Regions from separate parts of the Homo sapiens genome. Here region 1 is linked to region 2. A link is an interaction called in ENCODE POLR2A ChIA-PET data of the cell type or tissue named here. Cell type or tissue: HepG2. All regions are shown on one strand. Each heading gives the region's core, and the rest is flanking DNA. Links, peaks and the distances in the headings are about the cores only. Region 1 has its middle 10 kb from the start of ARID3B. Region 2 overlaps CLK3-AS1 (CLK3 antisense RNA 1).

Region 1 (2,808 bases), core at 5-2,504, 76 kb after region 2:
GCCAGGCTGGAGTGCAGTGGCACAATCTCGGCTCACTGCTACCTCCGCCTCCCGGGTTCAAGTGATTCTTCTGCTTCAGTCTTCCAAGTAGCTGGGACTACAGGTGGGCGCCACCACGCCCAGCTAATTTTTTTTTTTTTTTTTTTTTGTATTTTTAGTAGAGATGGGGTTTCAGCATATTGGCCAGGCTGGTCTCGAACTTCTGACCTTGGGATCTGCCCTCCTTGGCCTCCCAAAATGCTGGGATTACAGGCGTGAACTACCGTGCCTGACCAATTTTTTTTTTGTATTTTTAGTAGAGATAGGGTTTCGCCATGTTGGCCAGGGTGGTCTTGAACTCCTGACCTCAAGTGATCCACCTGCCTTGGCATCTCAAAGTGCTGGGATTACAAGTGTGAGCCACTGAGCCTGGCCTAAATTTAGTCTTAAATGTACAGTGCATAAAAGCTAAGAAACAACGGGTAAATGGCCATATTATGGGATAATAATCTCGTAACTAATGAGATCATAACTAATGAAGGGAAAATGCCTTTAGTTTTGTTTATGATAGCCAGTGTAATTGTTAATGTAATTGTGTCTGTCTTAATGAGATTTGATGTTTTAGCATGAGTGGGTGTTAATTTTGGGACACTGTGCACATATAAAATGTTTTCCCATTGAAATTAAGTACTGATTACATTTTCAACTTGAATTGCCCCACAAGAGGTTTTTTAGGATTAACTACCCCAGGAAGGCAGGAAAGGACTGTCCTGTAGTCACTGTACCTTTTACTGTCATGGAAAATTAAAATGAAACCAGATGATTAAGGTTTCCACTTGTCCTGAGATGAAGGTGTAGCCTGAGGAGCCTCTATTAGCATGTGTAAAGCCTCTGCTGAGTAAATGGTATTAACTTGTGTAAAGAAAGAATGTGACTAGGGGGCCCAGCAAGGAGGTATATCAAGTCAACACATTCCTGAGGGTATCTCTCTAGCTGTGGTGGTGGATGCGTCAGTAACGTATCTGCAGCCTGAGTGGGCTTTCAGTGTGTTTTCCTGTGGGTAGGGGATACGACCATCAGGCTGACTACTGGGTGTCCTCTTTCATAGAACTGTTTGTATTTTAAGTCAGACAATTGGTATTTGGTGTCTGGTGACCTGGGTTATGTGAAGTGTCAGCCTCCACTAACCACTAAACCCTGGGGAAATGCCAGTACCTAGTTACTGAGGCTCAAAGGTAAACTTTGAAAACTTTTTCAGAGTAACAAGCCCTCCTGGCAGTGGGCAGACCAACATTCCCCTGAAGATAGCTGCTCTCTTGCCACATTCTCTTTCCACATGCCTTCACTGCAAAGGTCTTCTCCAAGCCTGGGACTCCGATTTGCCAACATGCTGATGAACTGACTTGACTACATTGTTCTGTCTCTCACCTGTGAATGGAAGAGGTTAGACCTCTAAGGCAAGCAAAAAGGCCAATCCCAGAGTGACTCATCTTTGAAAATATTGGATTGTCTCACTCTCCCTGATACTTAATTAAAAGCCATCTTTGCAAAGCATCATCCAATTTCTGTAGTGGCCCCAGCGCTCAGTAGTCCCAGAGACTGTCAGAGCAAAAGGGAGCAGGAGGCAATTCAAGCCATCTGTCCTAGAATAGGACACCTGGTCACAGGCCTGTGCCTCTGGTCAGGGCTCTTTGGGAGCCATCTGGCCCTCCATCCCATAGAGCTGTGCTGAGCCAGACTCTGTCAAGTATTGGTGAAACTAAGAGGAGAAGGTACACAAGCCAAAGTTAGCCTGGCAGTGAGCTTGACTGGGAGAGTTGCAGGGCCAACCGATTCTCATAAATGTGTCCACAGATACCTACACAGGTGTCTCAAAAAAATACATAAATAAAATAAAGGAAGCTAATTATACTATAATGGGAGTTTTCAGAATTTTATTAAGGTGAAATCTATGAAATGCCAGAAAGGTTAAAAAGCTTGTCTACTTCAGGCCTTTGCTTTCTGCTTTATGGCAAGAGCACATGTTGAATATTTAGATTAATTCAAACCAACCTCAACACAAATTTTTAACCCTGATGCAATTTCGGGGAACAATAGTTAACATCATTTAGGAATACAATTTAGAACCCTCACCTTTAAAAATGGAGCCAGATTTTCAATCTCTCTAATTAAAGTGAAAGTTTGATTTCCTAATGCTTATAACTCTACTGAGATTGTGTTGGAAGAGAAGAGATTGATTATAAAGCTAACTGATCTGATGTCCTCCTGACCAATTCCCTTTCATCTCTCTCCCCACAAAAAGGGACAAAAAGCTTAACACTGTGGTCATCCAGCAGCCAGTCATTTCCTAATATGGACAGTACAGTCCTTCAGTTTCACTTCCAGAAGCCAAGTACTAGGAGAATAGTTTTTACATTTGTATATGTTTCCTACACCTCTTTCCCTTCTCAGTCCCAAGAGAGAAGCCTCTGTGTTGCTTGCTTTAACGTTAATGATGATGTCTGCAATGACTGTATTTCCTGAACCTACAGTATGGGATCAGCTCCAACACGTCACCCTAATGTTTGATTACAAAATTTAAATGAATAATCACAAAATTTGAGGCCGGGCGCGGTGGCCCACGCCTGTAATCTCAGCACTTTGGGAGGCCACGGCTGGCAGATCATTTGAGGTCAGGAATTCGAGACCAGCCTGGCCAACATGGTGAAACCCTGTCTCGACTAAAAATACAAAAATTAGCTGGGTGTAGTGGCAGATGCCTGTAGTCCCAGCTACTTGGGAGGCTGAAGCAGGAGAATCGTTTGAGCCCCAGAGGCAGAGGTTGCAGTG
Region 2 (2,808 bases), core at 208-2,707:
ACAAGAATCACATCCCAGGCTTCATGAGGAGATGGCTGAATATTGGAAGGCACGCTGGCACCGGCTGGCAGTTGCCCTGAAATTTAAAGAGGAGGAACTGCAGAGACTCCAGAGGCAGAGTGGGACCTGGCCTCCCCAGGTGGGCACTGTCTCCCACCTTCTTCTCCACCCCCTCAACCCCGTTCTCCCCATTGTCTTCCCCACTGCCCAGTCTTTCCCATACAAACCAATTAGTCTCTTACCCCTCCTTAGGATGCCCCCATCTTGATCCTATACTTCCTTCCCATTTTCTGCCTCTTCCTCATCATGCCCCATCATTCTCCATCCATGTTTTCAGCATGCATTTATTGAGCATCTGCTACATGCCTGGCCCTCTTCTGTGTGCAGAAGCAATGTCAAATCAGATCACTCCTTGTCCTCAACAGCTTATGGTTTGGGGGCACCCGGTAATTGAGTAAGCAATTATTTATTTATTATTGATTGATTTATAATCGATTGATTGATTGCATCAGGGTCTCTGTCACCCAGACTGAGGTGCAGTGGTGCAATCATAACTCACTGCAGCTTCAAACTCCTGGACTCAAGCGATCCTCCTGCCTCAGGTAGCTGGGACTGCAGGCACGCATCACCATGCCTGGCTAAGTTTTTTTTTTTTTTTTTTTTTTTGTAGAGATGGGGGTCTCACTACATTGCCCAGGGTGGTCTTGAACTTCTGACCCTCAAGCAGTTCTCCCACCTTGGCCTCCCAAAGTTCTGAGACTACAGGCATGAACCACTGTGCCTATTTTGCAAGTAATAATTTAATGTGCCAGATGAGGGAAGAGGCACAGTGGGAGCTGGTTAAGGGGTGGCAGATAGGAGAGTCCCTCCCAGAGAAGGGGTTTCTGAGCCTCTGAACCCTCACACAAGGATAGACAGGCATTTTCCAGGAGGAGAGAGGAAATGAAGGGCATTTCAGCAAGAGGAAACTGCACATACATATACCCAGAGAGACAGGGGAGGAGTGTTGTAAATAGCCCCTGATCCACTTGAGAAGGAGAGTGGGTGAGGGGGTTACTATGGACATGGGACAGGGGCCAGATCTAGGGTTTAGATGTCCCAGCTCCTGTCCACCTGACTTCACCTCCAGCTTGGTGGCTGCCTTCTCCTGGTCAGCATCCCTTAGTCTCCTGGGCAAGTGTATGTGTGCATGGACAGACAGACACACAGACATGCATGCACACACACACCCCCAGGATACACATCAGACATCTGCAGACACCCCCAGATATGCACACACACAGACACAGAGAGAGATACAGACACCAACGAGGTGCCTGGGAGCCATAGGGAAGTAGTATTCTAAGGACCCCATGTGGGATCCACGCTCTGCCACAAGGCACCTGACTGAAGCTGATCTGCTGATCTCGATGGAAGGAAAAGGAGAGAAAGCTTAGCTGGCTTTGGGCCTCATAAAGGTTGAGTTGGTCTAAATCAGTGTATCTCAAATGGGTACACAACTGTGCTCATAGGGGGCTGTTCCTTAAGTCTGCAGTGTAGTCTGCCACTATATATTTGTACAGAGGAAAATCTCAGTTTTTTGTTTTGTTGTTTTTTTTTTTTGTTTGTTTGTTTTTGTCTATTTCTCAAACCAGACCCTTGAGGGTCAGAAGATATATCCTCAGCGCCTGGATGGGCTATATTCTTTGGTCAAGTCTGAGGACTTGCAGTGGGCAATGTCAGTGAGAAGGTAGTGGAGTGACAGAGGGCTGGGCCCTCGGCAGATTTGTCTCCTAGCAGGAAGAGGTGCTAGGTGAGCCGGATGCACTTAACCTGCACGTGATGCATAAGCCAGTGCCACTTTGGGCCCCACATGCAGGGCCTTCCAGCCCCTCAGAGACTGTCCAGGCCATTTTTACTCCCTCCCTGGACCCCTAGAAGGCCAACCCAGGACTCACCTTCTACAGGCAGGTGGGGACCCTGGGCTCTGGGCCTATCCAGCAAGGATGGCCTAAAATGCAGACCCTGGGTCCTGGGCAGGGGTCCTGTGCAGAGTGGCTGATGAACCAGACTAGCAGTGCACTTCCAGCAGGGCGAGGCTCTTGGAGATGGGGCAGCAGCTGGATAGGGTCTGGACAAAGCCATATTGCATCAACGTCCGGCTGGCCAGGGGGTTCACGGGCTCAGCACCCAGCGCTCCCAGGGCCTCTGGCATGCTCCACCTCCAGTCCCATCCCCAGCCTCAAGCTCCTCCACCCAACCCTCTCTGGGTGTCTACCTCAGTCTGTCTTCCATCCAAGGATTCAGTAGTCTGCACTGTCCCCAGATTAGTGGCTAAGATTGTGGGTTTAAATCTTGGCTCCACAATATACTAGCTGTGTGACCTTGGGCAGTTCCTCTGCCTCTCTGGGCCTTATCTGTAAAAGTGAAAATAACAGTTATCCTCCCTGAATGAGTGCCTAAGAGGATGACATTTGACAAGCACGTGAAAACACATGGCATTCAGTCATGAAGCATTAGCCACTATGATTGCACAGTTCCTGCTGCTGCAGGTGTGGTCACTTTGAGGAGAAAGTTCTCCTCGAAGTCAGGGTCCTTTTGGGGCCAGAGAGCTGCCACATGGGGCTGGATCCCACTTACCCTCTGTGAGTTTGCTAGGGCTGTGATAACAAAGTGCTGAAGACGGTAGCTTCAATGGCAGGCATTCATTGTCTCTTGGTTCTGAAGGCTGAAGTTCAGGTCAGGGTGTCGGCAGGGTTGGTTCCTCCTGAGGCCTGTGAGGGAGGGTCTGTTCTAGGCCTTGTCCCCAGCTTCTGGTGCTTTGCCAGC

What was found. Peaks named below come from ENCODE experiments on the same cell type or tissue, not always from the same donor. Only the 100,000 strongest peaks of a DNase experiment are listed, where the experiment ranks them.
Region 1: POLR2A ChIA-PET joins it to region 2 with 5 read pairs; 27 of 35 experiments call an interaction of 5 or more read pairs at or near these places.

The regions. Positions count from the first base shown.
Region 1 is chr15:74,529,788-74,532,595 of GRCh38, reverse strand. No RefSeq gene overlaps it. Among named protein-coding and RNA genes, the nearest start is that of ARID3B, 10 kb to the left of the region's middle. RefSeq lists a silencer at 721-921. In HepG2, for the core only: no CTCF peak of the experiment used is centred there; a DNase peak (open chromatin) is centred at 1,295.
Region 2 is chr15:74,605,545-74,608,352 of GRCh38, reverse strand. It overlaps CLK3-AS1 (CLK3 antisense RNA 1), which reads left to right. Exons shown (of 9, transcript XR_007064715.1): 4 at 1-139; 5 at 338-454. Among named protein-coding and RNA genes, the nearest start is that of CLK3-AS1, 8.8 kb to the left of the region's middle. In HepG2, for the core only: no CTCF peak of the experiment used is centred there; no DNase peak of the experiment used is centred there; H3K27me3 peaks cover 878 bases.